2 separate regions of the Homo sapiens genome follow, and region 2 is linked to region 1. Evidence: chromatin contacts called from ENCODE Hi-C or POLR2A ChIA-PET data. All regions are on one chromosome and are shown on one strand. The core of a region is the stretch at or near the end of the contact, and the rest is flanking DNA. Distances in the headings are between cores, read along the strand shown.

Region 1 (3,967 bases), core at 982-3,481:
CTGGTAGGGCAGGGAAAGTAAAAGATAAGCACACAGCTGGGCGCAGTGGCTCACGCCTGTAATCCCAGCACTTTGGGAGGCCAAGGCAGGCGGATCACAAGGTCAGCAGTTCGAGACCAGCCTGGCCAACATGGTGAAAACCCGTCTCTACTAAAAATACAAAAATTAGCCAGGCGTGGTGGTAGGCACCTGTAATCCAAGCTACTTGGGAGGCTGAGGCAGAAGAATCCCTTGAACCCAGGAGGCGGAGGTTGCAGTGAGCCAAGACCATGCCATTGCACTCCAGCCGGGGCAACAGAGTGAGGCTCTGTCTCAAAAAAAAAAAAAAAAAAAAAAAAAAAAGATAAGCATGCAACACCTTGGGCAAGAAAGTAAGAGACTGCTCAAAAATGACAGGGGTATGTCAAAAGAACACTAAAGCCAGTTAGAAGGGACTACCACTGGAATTGTGCAACAATTTAAGCATCAAAATAAATAATGATAGTAATGGATTAGAGCATAATCCATATTTAATTTTTTTAACCAATCAACAAGGAAGAAAGGAAAGCATTCCTTCATTAGAATGCCAATATGTAAATGCAGAAACAATGATGGAATTAGAAAATTACCACTAGTAGGGTGCAGCTGCTCATGCTTATAATGTCAGCACTCTGGGAGGTCAAGGTGGAACAATCACTTTAGGCCAGGAGTTCAAAATCTGCTTGGGCAACATAGTGAGACCTTGTCTCTACAAAAAAAAATTAAAAATTAGAAAAAAGAAAATCACCACTAGATGCTGAGACTACTAGTGAATAGAAAACTAATGAAAAACAGGACAACTTCATCATCTCTAAATATACCCAACAAATTACTTATTAATCACAAAGAGGATAGTAATTTTTGCAGTGGAGTAACCTGGCAGACATGACCTTAATACAATGATTAACCAATCACTAATATTGAGACACACTGATTATGTGCCTCCTTAAATGAGGCATTAAGGAGAATACATCCCTTCTATAGTATTCCAGCCTGAAATTCGTAACATTAATGTAATCATAAGGTAACGGCAACGAAACCCAAACTAAGTACAGAACAACTGGTCTGTATTCAAAATTGGAATGGTCAAGAAAAGAAAAGTACCAGGAGGGGAGAAGAGGAGGCAGGCAGGCTGAAGAACTGTTTTAGAATAAGAAAAATTAAAGAGCCGCAGTGGCTCACATTTGTAATCCCAAAACTTTGGGAGGCCAAGGAAGGTGGCTTACTTAAGGTAAGGAGTTCGAGACCAGCCGGAGCAACGTAGTGAGACTCCATCTCTACAAAAAGTAAAAAAAATTAGCCAGGCATAATGGCATGTGCCTATATTCCCAAGTATTCAGGAGGCTGAGGTTGGGGGATTGCCTGAGTCCAGGAGGTCAAGGCTGCAGTGAGCCATTATTGCACCACTGCACCCTAGCCTGGGCACCAGAATGAGACCCTGTCTCTAAGAAAGAAGAAAAAAGGAAAGAGGAAAGGGGAAAGGCAAGGAAGAAAGAGACATGCCAGTTAAATTCAGTGTGTGATGACAGACTGAATTGGATTGAGGTATAAGAGCTATAAAAGACATTATTGAAATAATTTATAAAACCTGAATATAGTCTGTGAATCAGGTTAATAGTATGGTATCATTATTACATTTTCTGATTTTGATAATTGTACTGTGGTTATGTGTGGTTATGTAAGAAAATGCCTTTGATTTCAGGAAATATGCATTTAAGTATTTAGGGATAAAAGGGCATATTTCCACTTTCAGAGTGGTTCAGGAAAAAAACTGTACCTCCAAAATACACACAATGATAAAGCAATTGGAGTAAAATGTAAACAACTTATAGAAAGTTGCAAGAACTCCTAAGTATTTTACTGTATCAAAAACAAAACAAAACAAAAAACAGAAAACAAGTCCCATCCATGACAAAAAAGTGTGAAGACACTCTTGTGGGTATTAAGTGAACATGTGTGTCAGTCCATGATCTAATGATCCCATTCATGACGGTCTCTTCTTTGGTTTCTTACTCTGATGATGACAACTACATGCCATTTTAATGTTTTTTTTTTTTTAAATTGGGCAGCCATTAGGCTGAGACAGCTGGCTCCAGTGCCTAGTAAGCAAACTGAAGCCCAATGTAAACATAAAATGAAACTTAAGCTTAACCAATCAAAAACAAACCTCTAACTAGGGACTTTCCACTGGATCATATCCAAATAAGGCAAGTGCCTAGCTACAGCCAATCAAGTAATTCCTTTACTTTGCTACAGCGTTCAGCCTATAAAAGCCTGCTTCTAAAGCAGAGCTCTCTGAACTTCTTCCAGTTTTGAATGCTGCCTGAATCCTTTAATGCTCACCTAAATTCTGCTAAATGTCTGTCTAAAGTTTTTATTTAAACAATTCTGAACATTTTTAAGTTGTTATTTTTTCTTATGTAATATTCATTTTAATACCTATAATGGGTACTCTGACATTCAATCTAAATTAATAGAAAACAGAAAAATAATTCTACAAATACACTTGAGATGCAGACATCTGAGTTTGATTTATCAGATCAAATCTCTCATCTAGCACATAAAAATGATTCTAGACTTTCAAACAACGTTAAAAAAGAAAAACAGCCAGGCGCAGTGGCTCACACCTGTAACCCCAGCAATTTGGGAGGCTGAGATCACTCCACTGCACTCCAACCTGGACAACAAAAGCGAAACTCCATCTCAAAAAAAAAAAAAAAAAAAAAAAGAAAAGAAAAAGGAAAAGGAAAGAAAAGAAAAGAAAAGAAAAAAGAAAAATAGGCCGGGCGCAGTGGCTCACCCCTGTAACCCCAGCAATTTAGGAGGCTGAGGTGGGCAGATCACTTGAGGTCAGGAGTTCGAGAACAGCCTGGTCAACATGGTGAAACCCCGTCTCTACTAAAAATACAAAACCTAGCTGGGCCAGGTGGCACAAGCCTGTAATCCCACTCAGGAGACTGAGGCAGGAGAATCACTTGAACCCAGGAGGCGAAGGCTGCAGTGAGCTGAGATCATGCCTCTGCACTCCAGCTTGGGTGACAGAGCAACACTGTCTGAAAAAAAAAAAAAAAAAGAAAAAAGTAAGAAAAATAAACACTGGTGCTTATAGTGAATTTGCTTTTCATTGTAATAACTCCTTACTTGCACAGAAGTTCTGCAAACAGCAACCTGGAATGTTTCTTCATCTGTCACTTAAGAACAAAATAATATTATATGGTATTTCAAGCATCAGGTTGCAAAAATAGTCTTTTTTGAAAATGAAACGCATTGTAAAATTTCAATCTACATTTTAATCTATCCCAAAACCAAACCAATCTTTTTATTTTAACATCAATATCAAGAATCATGTTTTACTTAAATACAAATGTAAAGTTAACAAAAGCATATGCCTACTAGTAAACTGGAGAAACTAAAAATATATAATTAATATATTTAAGATTGTATTTTACATTACTTTAAGATCAGACTTTTTAAAAATCACCTCTTTAACATCTACCATACAAAAATAAAATCATTTTTCAAAAAACCCTAAGAGGGGATTTGCAAGATTGCATAACAAGGGCTTTCAAGTCCAACAAGATCAGGGGATGATGATTTATAGTAGAAGTCAGCAAACTTATAGCCTGCTTAGCGTTTTAGTAAACAAAGTTTCACTGGAAAAGGACCATGCCCATTCCTTTACATATTGTCTATCTATGGCTGCTTTCCTGCCGCATTAGCAGGGTTGGGACAGAGATCGTGTGGCCCACAAAGCCAAAAACGGTCACTATATGACCCTTTACAAAAAACTAAACTCTGGCTGGGCATGGTGGCTCACGCCTGTAATCCCAGCACTTTGGGAGGCTGAGGCTGGTAGATTACTTGAGGTCAGGAGTTCGAGACCAGCCTGACCAATATGGTGAAACCATGTCTCTACTAAAAATACACACAAAAAATTAGCCAGGCGTAG
Region 2 (3,967 bases), core at 877-3,376, 93 kb before region 1:
AAAACCAGATTCTAATGCATTCTGTGGGTGGTGTCACATTCATCATCCCCCTTTAAAAACCACGCGTGGAGGCTTCGTTTTCTATTTATTTACATTATTGGCTTTCTTTTGTGAGCGGAGCCTTTGTAGCCTCGTCAGGAAGTTGGAAAGCCACGTTAAGGGGACTGAAGGCCTCTTGGCGCAGCAGCCCTTTCAATCATTCGCCTAATGCTTATTGCTGCTTCTCTGCCGACTCCAAGGTAGGGATGGGGCTGTCCCCAACAGACACCAGCGCACATGCCCTATTTGGTATAAGCATCACTGAGTGTACACTGGGCAGCCGTAGGCTCGACCAGATGGGGTCTGTGAGGGAAGCTCCACCTCAGGGGCTGTGGAGGGGGAGGAGGGGACACAAGGCCCGCCCCTCAGGCCTCCTAACCTTCTCTTAGCTCACGATGGAAAAGGTCACCTGCACCATCATCTTTGGAAATGAGCACGTCGATGCCCGAGGAAAGAGGCAGGTAGTCAACGTTTTGGTTTCACAAGAACTACAGACACTCCAGAGTTGGAAGGGCCCTGCGGAGCCGCTGGCACAGCCCCCACCGCAATCTGGGCAGGGCTGCTCTCGACAGCTGGCCATCTGGCCCGTGCTGGAACAGTCCATGCTCCGCTGGCTATTCTTCCGTTTGGTTCAGACACGCTACCACCCAGTTTTCTGCAAACAGCTTAAAAAAAAAAATCTAAGGAAGTTGGTTTGGTCTACTGACCTGGGAGCCTGGAAACCTTGTTTCTAGTTCAGTTCTGAAGAAAGCCTCCAAGAAGTGTTCTATTTTCAGTGATTTATTCAATTCTACAGTTTCCAGGACAGATGGCCATCCGGTCATTCTGTTTTCATTTTGAAGAGCTCACTACCGTACAATTCCAGCTGTGCTGAACCTTCAAACGCACTTGTTGCGATATCCTCTAGAACTACCCAGAATGATGTCTATACCCTTTGCAAGCAGGTGACAAGCCGAGGCTTACTAACTCTGGGACAGGGCTGTACAAAGTAAAGCATGGGTTTTCTGTCTGGAAGCTGAAGATGTCAAGTTGACACTAAGCAGTGATGAACTCCTGGTGACCTTCTGGCCCAAATGGGCAAAGGAAATCCACGCTGCAGAGAGCGGGCAGCAGCCAAGGCCAGGTGTGGACTTGTGGTGGCAAGATGTGTCCTGTTTCCAGACAGACATTTCTAACCCAGCACTGCCCTAGAAATAATCTACGCAATCGGTGACCCCACGGTCACCCAACCGTGCCTGAGCGGATCTGCTAGAGCACCAGCCCTGGAGCTGCAGGGCCCCCCAGTGTGGAGTGCCCCCACCTCCCGAAGTGGACTGCCTAGGCCTAGGCTTAAACAACTTCTTGAGTCACCTTCCCCACTGGATGAGTCAGGCACGGTGCAGGCAAGTGGGGACAAAAAGGACAAGCAAAGACGTGAAACCCAGCCCTCAAGAAACTCTGGGGACATCTGGCATCTTTGGTCTTCTCTGGTCCCTGCAATCATTCCTCACTTGGCCGACCATAATGTCCCACAACTCATCAGTGTTCCTTGGCGGGTGGTGCTGAGCACTGGTCTCACCCTAGACATGTCTGGCTGATGGCCAGTCACATGTTGCATCTCTTTTTAGTTTCTAGGTTTCTGAAGAGCCTGCGCTTGACTGATACCTTCTGTACCACCATGCCAGCTCCTCTTTGCCTTTTATGTCACTGCAAATATGAACTGTAGAGGTCAGTCCTCTAAGCAGGCTGAATTTCCACTCCCCACCTGGTAGCTGAGGTGCTGTCAGCAGAGGCTGGGAACCACGCAAGGAACCTGGATTCGCTCCTGCGCCTCTAGCTGCCTACCCCGCCCCAATGGTGCTCCTCCTCCTGACCAGAGAGTTGGAGAATTTCAGAAAGGGATTCTTGAAATGTGAATAGAAGGTCCTGGGCAGAGGCCCTCGTGACTTCTGTGTGAAACTGACCAGAATTAACACAGCAGAAGGTTTGCAAACTGAGCTTCAGTGTGGAATACTGCCCAGGTTTGCAGATCAGCCTCTGGGCAGCACGAGCAGGGTGGAAGAGCATTACAAAGATTCAGAAAACGAAACTGTCACAGCAACCACAGCCCACAAGAGCAGGCCAGGCTCTGCACACCAAACCTAAGCCTTAGCCACAGAAATGGGCATCGAGCCCTAATAAATATTATTTTGTTGGTTTTGGCTCCTTATTCCAACCAGTAAAAGCATGAGCTACCCTGGCTAGTTTTATGGCCACTGGAGATTTTAAAAACCTGCTCAAGACCGGACACAGTGGCTCATGCCTGTAATCCTGGCACTTTGGGAGGCCAAGGTGGGGGGATCACCTGAGGTCCGGGGTTTGAGACCAGCCTGACCAACAAGGAGAAACCCCGTCTCTACTAAAAATACAAAATTAGTTGGGCGTGGTGGCGCATGCCTGTAATCCCAGCTACTCAGAAGGCTGAGGCAGGAGACTCGCTTGAACCTGGGAGGCAGAGGTTACCGTGAGCCGAGATTGCGCGATTGCACTCCAGCCTGGGAGACAAGAGAGAAACTCCCGTCTCAAAACAAACAAACAAACAAAATAACAATAAAAAACCTGCTTAAGGTGTTAATCCAACAAATCCATGAAAAACTAGTAAGCTGTTGTAATGGCTCTGTGACCTGTGAGACAGCCATGTCTCATGCAAATGTGGCCCTGTCCGGGGTACTGACTCCGTCCCCCTTAGAGTTCCCCACCAAGGACTGTGGCTTAAGGAGGCAGATGGGGTCGGGGGATACCCATGTATTAGGCTGACTGGAAAACTGTGGGGCTTATGTGTTCCACAGCAAAGGAACATGATTCTCTGCTGTTGTTTCACTGGTCACACCTTACTTTAGGCAATGGAAATCTAGGCATTTTAAAGGTGTCGTGCACTAGATTTCTTTGTAAGACTGAAAATGCTTGGTTAGAGTAAATTAGGGACTTGAAATTCTTTAATTTTGCCTTTTTTTTTTTTTTTTTGAGACAGAGTTTTGCTCTGTTGCCCAGGCTGGAGTGCAGTGGTGGAATCTCGGCTCACTGCAACCTCTGGCTCACAGGTTCAAGAGATTCTCTTGCCTCAGCCTCCTGAGTAGCTAGGATTACAGGTGTGTGCCACCACACCCGGCTGATTTTTCTATTTTTTTTTTATTAGAGACAGGGTTTCACCATGTTGGCCAGGTTGGTCTTGAATTCCTGACCTCAAGTGATCTGCCTGCCTCGGTCTCTCAAAGTGCTGGGATTACAGGAGTGAGCCACTGCGCCCAGCCAGGACTTGAAATTCTTACAGTAAGATGTACCTGTATCCAAGGAGAAGGCTACCTGTGTGGATCCCTTTTCCTTTATGGTACTGACAACTTTTATTTTAGACTCTGGTCAGTGCACAGAAGGTGGAGATTTAAACTTGTGCTTCAAAGGCCAGCTGGAGCAGGGCCAATTAAACTTACTCCAACTGATTTCTGGGTGTGAGAGGATGCCAGAGGCTCAAAGATGGAGAGCAGGAGGGGTCGGGGTCCTCAGACTCCCATCAAAACCAAAAAGACAGGCCGGGCATGGTGGCTCACGCTTGTAATCCCTGCACTTTGGGAGGCCAAGGCAGGTCACCTGAGGTCAGGAGTTCGAGATCAGCCTGGCCAACATGGTGAAACCCTGTCTCTACTAAAAATACAAAAATTAGCTGGGCGTGGTGGTGGGCGCCTGTAATCTCAGCTACTCGGGAGGCTGAGGCAGGAGAATTGCTTGAACCTGGAAGGCAGAGGTTGCAGTGAGCCAAGATCATGCCACTGCACTCCAGCCTGGGCAACAGAGTGAGACTTTGTGTTAAAAAACCACCACAACAACAAAAAACAAAACCCAAAAAGACAGGGAAGAATGTGGGAGGCAGTTCCTAACATTCTGAAAGGGATATGAGTGATGTCCCATTTGAAAA

Evidence for each region. Hi-C counts contacts between places; a loop is a spot of excess contacts on that map. ChIA-PET counts read pairs that join two places held with the same protein, here RNA polymerase II (POLR2A). Pooled maps may share reads with other maps.
Region 2: a pooled map shows a loop between it and region 1 (3-fold over the local background). The contact joins two enhancer-like sites. A Hi-C loop is called at or near these places in 2 of 168 maps with a recorded cell type or tissue (OCI-LY7 and PC-3), 10 of 37 single-sample maps with no recorded cell type and 10 of 50 pooled maps. POLR2A ChIA-PET finds 5 or more read pairs at or near these places in 9 of 52 experiments (BJ, CD8-positive, alpha-beta memory T cell, Caco-2 and 6 more).

What each region holds. Positions count from the first base shown.
Region 1 is chr20:33,553,380-33,557,346 of GRCh38, reverse strand. All of the region lies in intron 1 of CBFA2T2 (CBFA2/RUNX1 partner transcriptional co-repressor 2), which reads right to left. Among named protein-coding and RNA genes, the nearest start is that of CBFA2T2, 65 kb to the right of the region's middle. RefSeq lists enhancers at 1-262, 2,008-2,167. Within about 2 kb of position 2,231, at least 13 of the 41 ENCODE cell types and tissues checked have a DNase peak (open chromatin) inside an H3K27ac peak, as active enhancers do.
Region 2 is chr20:33,645,915-33,649,881 of GRCh38, reverse strand. CBFA2T2 (CBFA2/RUNX1 partner transcriptional co-repressor 2) reads right to left here. Exons shown (of 11, transcript NM_001032999.3): 11 at 1-3,967. Among named protein-coding and RNA genes, the nearest start is that of C20orf144, 14 kb to the left of the region's middle. Within about 2 kb of position 2,126, at least 8 of the 41 ENCODE cell types and tissues checked have a DNase peak (open chromatin) inside an H3K27ac peak, as active enhancers do.